2 separate regions of the Homo sapiens genome follow, and region 1 is linked to region 2. A link is an interaction called in ENCODE POLR2A ChIA-PET data of the cell type or tissue named here. Cell type or tissue: Panc1. All regions are shown on one strand. Links, peaks and the distances in the headings refer to the core of each region. The heading gives the core; the rest is flanking DNA. Region 1 has its middle 6.2 kb from the start of MIR1915. Region 2 has its middle 35 kb from the start of LINC02643.

Region 1 (4,396 bases), core at 80-4,079, 83 kb before region 2:
GTATTTCTTTGTGATTAAATGGAAAAGAGTATTCATGAACTGCTTAAACAGTATTTTTATACCAAAACATCAACGCATAATGAAAAATGAGCTATAGTTGTTCCAAATGTTCAGAATAGCAGCTTTGCATTTACAGTCATATTTTGGCAAAACTATTTCATATTAATTGAAAATGATACAACAGTGCATGCATTCTGTGGAGGGATGCTTATTCACTTAGCTGCACCATGAAAAATTTAAACTATCTGGTTCGAATGACCTGCAATGCCTACTGAAGGAAGGGTTGGAAAATTAGGAACTATGAAATTATTTGTGTGTTTTTTTGGCCTTTTCATGAAGCTTGAATTAAATCTAGTTTTTGTGAAAAATAAAACTAAAGCAATATAAGAATCCCTTAAGTTGGTCTTATAAAATCATATGGTTTTTTTTTTTTTTTTGAGATGGAATTTCACTCTGTCACCCAGGCTGGAGTGCAGTGGCACAATCTTGGCTCACTGCAACCTCTGCCTCCTGGGTTCAAGGGATTCTTCTGCCTCAGCTTCCTGAGTAGCTGGGACTACAGGCACTCGCCACCACACCCGGCTAATTTTTTTGTGTTTTTAGTAGAGACGGGTTTTCACCATATTGGCCAGGCTGGTCTTGAATTCCTGATCTCGTGATCCACCCGCCTCGGCTTCCCAAAGTGCTAGGATTACAGGCATGCGCCACCGCGCCCAGCCATATGTGATTATTATAAAAAATCTGTACCTTAAAGATATGTTAGTGAAACTAGATGGATACAAATATAACTATTACCTTTTTTTTTCCCAGTGATTTTTCTCTCTCAAATGTAAGATATGTAGGACTCCAGAACATGCACTGTAATTTGTTCTGATAATAGGAAAACCAATGCTGGTTTTCTCAGTGTCATAGTTATCAAGGGGCAATGCCAAAATCATTAGATAAGCATCATCCTTTCTATCACATCATTGTCTACATGAAATTTCATCTTAGAAAATATGCAAGAATATTATATTTGTTTCCAAAGCTTGAAAATGCAATAGAATTTGAAGTATTGAAAATATGATTCCTGGTTGACAACATCTTAGAAGTTGCAGAGGTGTCTCTTTTTGAGACGACTTTAATAATGACTGACTTTAATAATGTTACAAAGCAAGGGAGGATTTCAATAGCAAGCAAGATGTGATGAATGGGCATGAGGAACAGTGAAGCTATTGACGAAACATGCTAACTTTTAGAATTCTATCTAAATTATTTTTTTTCCAGTGCAGAGGAAGACACCCAAGTGTATCAATGTTCATCAGATGCAGGGTAATAAAAATGTGAGTGACAGTTAATGGCCTGTGACTGTAATATGATTGTTAGTGTAGGTGAGTGAATACATTGGTTCCTGTTTAAAGAAGGTCAGTGGTCCACAGTCAAGGTAAGTGAAGTTTGCAGAAAATTGAGGCCCTGAAAGGAAAAGGCTAAAACAAACAAACAAAAACAAAAAAACCCACCACCACCACCAACAGAATAACTGCCCATGACTAGTATTTTAAAATAATAATAAAACAATTTCAGTAATTAAAAAATCATTTGTTTTCTGTTTTAGATTTGACTTGAGTCAGTTGTTCCTGCTAGCTATTTAGATGAAATATATGGAATATCACTTAATAGGCAGAAGCGCTGATACAATTTCCTCTTAAAGGATCTGATTCCTGGCATCCAAAGGAAACTGGAATTCAAGTTCGTATTAGAACTTGAATTTGTTCTGCCAGAGTGAAAATTGGTTCCATTAGGCCTCAGTCACAGAATTCTTACAGACCTGGCTAGAGCTGTAGATATGATATATCCAACTAGCTGAAAATCATAGTCTTAAGTAATGCTGCATGTGCTTTGGAAAACCATCCAGAGGGTTTTAATTTTTTTTTTTTGAATGAAAATTTCCTAATTTTACAGTTGTCATAAATCTGGAACAAGTCTAATTAAGGTCATCAAGGCAAGTGAAAATCTAATGAGCAAACTTTGGAAATAACATGATGAGAATAATTTAAATGTGAAATATTAAATTGTGGCAATGTTTAGCAAGGATTCTTTCCTTAACATTTTTCTTATTCATTTGCCCATACTTCCCTCTCTTTGCAGATTTATAGTGCTCTTGGGGAGGCTCCTGGAAGAAGTGATATATCAGACAGACATACTATTCAAAAGCTTAAAACTTAGCATCTGACTATGTAAGTAAAAATAGAAAAAACAATGACCACAAAAAAGCAAAATCAACTTTACTTAGATGAACAATTCGGCCCAATATATTAAGGAGAATGGGAAAAATACGCATGTCATCTAAAAGTTCGTAATTTATTCTATACAGGAGGATTTCAAATAAATTTGATTCATAATACACATATACATTTATGTACATCAACATAATGACCTTCCATAAATTAAGTAAATTGATTGGAAATCAATCAATGTATTGATCGTGGTATGTTCTTTATATGAAAATATTCAATAGCTTCATGAAATAATTGATTACACATTTTAAGAATTTTAAAATTTCTGGGTGGGGCACACTGGCTTATGCCTGTAATCCCAGCACTTTGGGAGGCTAAGGCAAGAGAATTGCTTAAGCCCAGGAGTTTGAGGCTGCAGTGAGCTATGATTGTGCCACTATACTCCAGCCTGGGCTACAGAGCAAAACATAGTATCTTAAAAAACAAAAAGGTAAAATTTCTAGTGAGAAATAGAAAAAATTTCTGTGAGACACAGAATATTTGACTTAATTGAAAAATTAAAATAAATTTAAATTCTCCATAATTTTTCATAGAATTATGTTTTCTATTTTCCTTTTTAATGGAAGATTTGTCAACTTACTATTTTGGTGTCAATTTTCCTTGTATGTGTTTTATTTCCTTGCGAGCAAATGTTATTAGTTAATAGTAGCAGATACAGCAATCATAAAATCTCAGAGGTAATGTTCTGGCATAGGCAGTAATTCAAATTAGAACTATTTATGGACAATTCAGAAAGCTTACTTACTTTAGTTAATTCTTTTCTTATTCTGTATTCATCTTGTTGCACCAGATTTTTAGCTTCTTTTGTCTACAACATAAGATCTCAGTATTTTTAGGATGTAAAATAAATGCTCTCTTTAACAATTTTTGTAACTTGGAACTTAAACGTAGCCTATTCTAGTTATTTAATAAATAGCTAAAAGTAGATGAAGGAAACAGTTTAGGTGGGGCATGCCTGTAAACCCAGCACTTAGGAGGCAGAGTCAGGAGGATTGCTTGAGCCCAGGAGTTTGAAACCAGCCTACGTAACACAGGGAAACCCCCATCTCTACAAAAAATAAAAAATATATATATATTAGCCAGGCGTGGTGGTGCACGCTTGTGGTCCCAGCTATTCACAAGGCTGAGGTGGGAGGATACCTTGAGCCCAGGTGGCTGAGGCTGTGCTGTAGTGAGCCGTGATCACACCACTGCACTCAAGCCAGCCTGGATGACAGACTGAGACCCTGTCTGTCTCCAAAGGAAAAAAAAAAAGGAAGCAGTTTGAATTTTTTTTGCTGATTAAACCAAAAATGGAAGACTATTTTTCAGAATGAATTTAGGTAGTTTTTAGTTGTTACAAAATATCTGCTGACTCCCAAAATCATTGAGTAACAACAACAAAAAAAGCCCCGTGAAAAGTTAATGCCCACCCAGCCACTTAAAAGTAGTTCTGTAGACTTTACCAGCAGCTGCTTGTCAGAGTCCAGTGCTTACCAGTTTTTTTTTTTTCCCTGCTCGATTCAAAGGAGATTGCTTTGCCCCGTGGGAGTCTTGCTCTTCCCAACAAACGTGGAAAAAAAATGCAATAGGCAGTTCCAGGAGTGTTGCCTTTGACAGCATGTCTCAGGGAACTTAATATTCTAGGTGGCAAGTGGCCAAAATAAGTAGGAAACTTAGGTACAAGACTGAAGAAAGTACTGCCATAGCAAACTAGAAAGAGGGAAATAAAGTTTCTATATTAAAAAGAACGAAAAATTACATGGCTGATGATGAGTGAGAATTATGCGTGGTGTGTGTATGTGTAAAGAAAAGGATAAACTTTTGGAGATGTTTATAACAACCTTATAATTTGAGAGAAGCTTTGTTTTTTTGTTTTGTTTTGTTTTTGCAACAAGGTCTCATGGTCACCCAGGCTGCAGTATGATGATGTGGTCATAGCTCATTGTAACCCTGAACTCCTGGGCTCAAATGATCCTCTTGTCTCAGCTTCTGGAGTGGTTAGAACTACAGGCATGAGCCACCACACCTAGTTAATTTTTAAAAATTTACAGCGATGGGGTCTCACTATTTTGCCCATGCTGATCTTGAATTCCTGTCTTCAAGTGATACTCCCACCTCCCAAATGATGAGTATCCCAA
Region 2 (4,396 bases), core at 277-4,276:
ATGATCACAGACATCTGGGCATCAGCAAGGGTCCGAGGAGGTTGGGAAAATTCTTTGTCCTGAGTCAGGTCACAATGTTTCTATAATTTTTTTTTTTTTTGAGATGGCGTTTCACTCTTGTTGCCTAGGCTGGAGTGCAGTGGCGTGATCTCGCCTCACCGCAACCTCTGCATCCCAGGTTCAAGCGATTCTCCTACCTCAGCCTCCTGAGTAGCTGGGATTGCAGGCATGCACCACCATGCCTGGCTAATTTTTTTGTATTTTTAATAGAGACGGGTTTTCTCTCTGTTGGTCAGGCTGGTCTTGAACTCCTGATCTCAGGTGATCCACCTGCCTCGGCCTTCCAAAGTGCTGGGATTACAGGGGTGAGCCACCGTGCCCGGCCTAACATTTTTATTTGTATATATATCCTCCTTATCTCCTCTTGGGTTAGTTTTGGGAAAGGGACTATTATTTTTTTTCTAAAGCTAAACTATAAACTAAATTCCTCATATAATTAGATGGTATGCATGCAAAGTTAAGCAGAAGCTTTTGAACCTAAAGGATATTACCATGGTGGAGGGGGTGGTCAGAGACAAAATGGAGTCAGTCATGCTAAGACTCCATCCACTGTTACAGAAGGATGATTGGGGCTGGGTACAGTGGCTCACGCCTGTAATCCCAGCATTCTGGGAGGCCAAGGCTCGCAGATCGCCTGAGGTCAGGAGTTTGAGACCAGCCTGGCCAACATGGTGAAACCCTGTCTCTACTAAACAAAAATTAGCCGGGTGTGGTGGCAGGTGCCTGTAATCCTAGCTACTCGGGAGACTGAGGCAGGAGAATTGCGTGAACCTGGGAGGCGGAGGTTGCAGTGAGCCAAGATCGCGCCACTGCTCTTCAGCCTGGGTGACAGAGCTAGACTCTGTCTCAAAAAAAAAAAAAAAAAAAAAAAGAAGTATGATTGGAGCAAGAGATCTAATGGTAATAGACTGGGGGAAAATTAGTAAGGCTTGTTTGTTCAGATTCTTCTTTGTTTCTCTGTCTTCATTCCTTTCATGTGAATATAGGAAGGACCCTTCTGGAATGACTATTTTGGGAAGTTCAGAGAATTCTTTCACGACCTGCTTCAGGAGAGAAGGTTAGAAGGTCAGAGAGATCTTCTTGCTTCTGCTGTTTTCTCAAATGCCAAAGTATCATATTTTGGGATAGCATGTCCTGAACCCCATTACTTTCATAGTACTTAGTTGGGATAGACCCCTGTAACAAAAGACAGATTAACAAGAGAAAAACAAACAGAAGCTTATTACCATGTATACCTCATGTATACACAGATGATATCCAGAGAAATGAGTACAATCTCAAAGAGGTGGCTTTGAATTCAGGATTAAATACCATTATCTGCAGAAACAGTGCAGGGAAAGGCTTATGGGGATGTGATCAGAAAAATTATGGTAAATAAGAGAAAAGCTTGTTATGCAGATTTAGGTTGATGCCTCCTCCAGTTAATGTAGAATGTCTGGGCTTCTGACTGAACTCCATCCTCAAACCTGGAACCTCAATTCGACCCTAAGTGAAAACAGCTGACCCTGATACAGAAGGGCTGGGCTCCTGGCTAAATTCCACCCTCAAGCCTGGAAACTCGGCCCCATTTTTCACCCAAATGATTGCCTTTTTGGCCTATCCTGCCCCCTATCCTGTGCCCATAAAAACCAGAGCAGCTGGCAGAAAAAAAAAAAAAAAAAAAAGAAAAGACAAAACAGGCAGCTGACCAGCAAGGATATAAGCTGCTGAGCCTCAGGGATGCAAGCTGCTGAATGGTGAGTAGAGAAGCAACTGAGTGTTGGAGACGATGGTTAAATGCGGCTAACTTCAGACAGTGCAGTTTCAGAGGGGAGCCTGGCCAGAGACAGCTGGACTGCAGGGAAAGATCACCTTCTTCCCGCACTGTCTCCTTTCCAGCTCCCCTTCCACTGAGAGCCACTTTCACTATTCAGTAAAGTCCTCCACGTTCATCATCTTTCAAACAGTTCATGTGACCTGATTCTTCCTGGACACTGAACAAGAACTCAGGTGTCAAAAAGGGCAGGTGCGGGAGGCTCTCACCCTCACCATTCACTGAGCTGTTAACACTTAGCTGTCCATGGACTGCAGGCTTGGTGAAACGAGCCACTCTAGTTCCTGCCCACAAAGGGGGTCAAGGTCAAGGGAATAATCCCATCTCACAGTGATAAGAGTCTCTTGTGATTAAGAGTCATCCTTCTCTTTCTTGTACAGGAAGATATCCTTAAAAATGGAGATTCCCTTTACAGATGTAAATTTCCCTTACAAAAGGGTAACTTCTACTGTTTTCAGAACATCTCTTGGGTTTGTAGTTTCTCAAACTCATCCTTATGCCAAAGAGGCATTTTTTTTGGGTGGCATATTTTAGTCGTCTACAGTCATTGTGGGGTGCATACTTTTGGTCCCCTACAACTTATAGAATTTTTCCTGTGGAGTTTAAGCCTCACAGGAGGCAGGGCCTCACTGCTCCCCAGCCTTCTTTCTTTCCCTGAGTTTTCTGGTGGAGAGATGGGCTACACGTGGGGATCTTACTCTGGCTGTTTCACAGTTTATTATTCAGTATTTTGGTAGCCACACACCCTCCGTCTCTGAGACAGGAAGTAGACTCAGAGGGAGGTGTGACGTGTCTTATCACTTTTTTCGGTCTGGCTCTGGTTAGATTTTTCTTAACTTAATTCCACTGGCAATAACAACGGGTGGAAATTTCTAACAGGTTTTGGCATGAGATTCTCTCTCAGTCTGACTTTTCAGTAGGAGAAAGGAAGCTGATGAGGAATCCAGTTCTCCTTTGAACAGTGACTTAGCAATGTCTTCCCTCTACACGAAATCTACCTTGCTCTCTATGGGTTTCAGTAGTCTGTACAATCTGACCTAATCCCGAAATTCACACCCTCCACTGCCAGGAGGCTGGCCTCCTTTGCTCTTTTTTTTCATGCCACTTGCTTCCTGGCAGGTTCCCTTTCTCTGTTTAGCTATATTCTTTCATGTGTAAACCAAAAATAAAATACTAAGTCCTCCAAGTGACTAAATGGACTCCCCTCTTGGCCAAGGGGATTCCAAAGAAACATAAAAAACTAGCTCAGGCCATGACGGGAAGGGAAGTTGGACATGCCTCATTATACCTTCTCCCTTTTGGAGTTGAAACATAATTGACCACATTAACATTAAAATAAAGATCATAAGACTGACAAAACAGACTCTTTGTAGCAATAAGGTAACAAATTCCAACTTGACTCTGGTATAGCATCACAAGACAGATAACAACAAGCCTTAGAAGAAATCAAAGTATTTTATTCCAAAGTGAGACAGGCTAGTTCCCTTGACCTAGACCCCCTTCAGGGGTGGGAACTGGAGTGACTCCTTTCACTCAGCCTGCTCCTGGCCACTGCTTGTGAGAGGGAGCATGTGAGCAAGCAAATGCGGGAACTGGAGGGAACGAAGCTAGAACCGGCTGGTCACTCCTGTCTGGCGGGAGCAGGCTCTGTGCAACTCCCTACGGCATCCAAGCCCCTGCACTCTCAGCGCCTGGGTTCTTGTCTGCTGTCCGGGAAAAATCAGGTCACTGGAATGGATCGAAGGGTGGTGTATGTGGAGGGTTTTAATGGGCAATGGATGTGGCTCTCAGTGGAATGGGGAGTTGGAAAGGGGATGGTGTGGGGAGAAGGTGATCTTTCCCTGAAGCCACACTGTTTGAAGTTAGCTGTGTCTATCCGTAGTCTCCAATGCTCAGCAACTTGCGTCCCCACTGGTCAGCCATATGTGTTGCTCTGCCAGCTGAAGTCTTTTTATGGGCACAGGATAGGGGCATGGCAGGCCAAAAAAAGCAACATTTGGGTGGAAAAACCGGGCCAGCTGTTTTCACTTAGGGCCATGGTTTCAAGATTAAGGATGGGTTTAGCCCGGAGCCCAGCCATTGGGTATCACAAGTATGTTTCTTTTCTTCTTCTTCTTCTTTTTTTTTTTTTTTGAGACAAAGTTTCACTTTGTTACCCAGGCTGGAGTGCAGTGGCATGATCTTGTCTCACTGCAACTTTTGTCCCTTGGGTTTAAGCGATTTTCCTACCTCAGCCTCCTGAGTAGCTGGGATTACAGGTGCACACCACCATGCCCAGGTAATTTTTGTGTTTTTAGTGGAAACAGGCTTTCACCATGTTGGCTGGGCTGGTCTTGAACTCCTGACCTCAAGTGATCCACCTGCCTCAGCCTCCCAAAGTGCTGGGATTACAGGCGTGAGCCACCTCGCCTGGCTCAAAAGTATATTTCTTTGACATATTTTGGAATGGCTCTGCAAAGCCATCTCTTGTGGGGGTAAATTCACATTCTGTAGAGAATCTCCTTTCCTTACTAGGTCTTTTCC

What was found. ChIA-PET counts read pairs that join two places held together with the same protein. Peaks named below come from ENCODE experiments on the same cell type or tissue, not always from the same donor. Only the 100,000 strongest peaks of a DNase experiment are listed, where the experiment ranks them.
Region 1: POLR2A ChIA-PET joins it to region 2 with 16 read pairs; 6 of 35 experiments call an interaction of 5 or more read pairs at or near these places.

The regions. Positions count from the first base shown.
Region 1 is chr10:21,488,261-21,492,656 of GRCh38, reverse strand. No RefSeq gene overlaps it. Among named protein-coding and RNA genes, the nearest start is that of MIR1915, 6.2 kb to the left of the region's middle. In Panc1, for the core only: no CTCF peak of the experiment used is centred there; no DNase peak of the experiment used is centred there; H3K27ac peaks cover 4,000 bases.
Region 2 is chr10:21,405,259-21,409,654 of GRCh38, reverse strand. No RefSeq gene overlaps it. Among named protein-coding and RNA genes, the nearest start is that of LINC02643, 35 kb to the right of the region's middle. In Panc1, for the core only: no CTCF peak of the experiment used is centred there; no DNase peak of the experiment used is centred there; H3K27ac peaks cover 3,204 bases.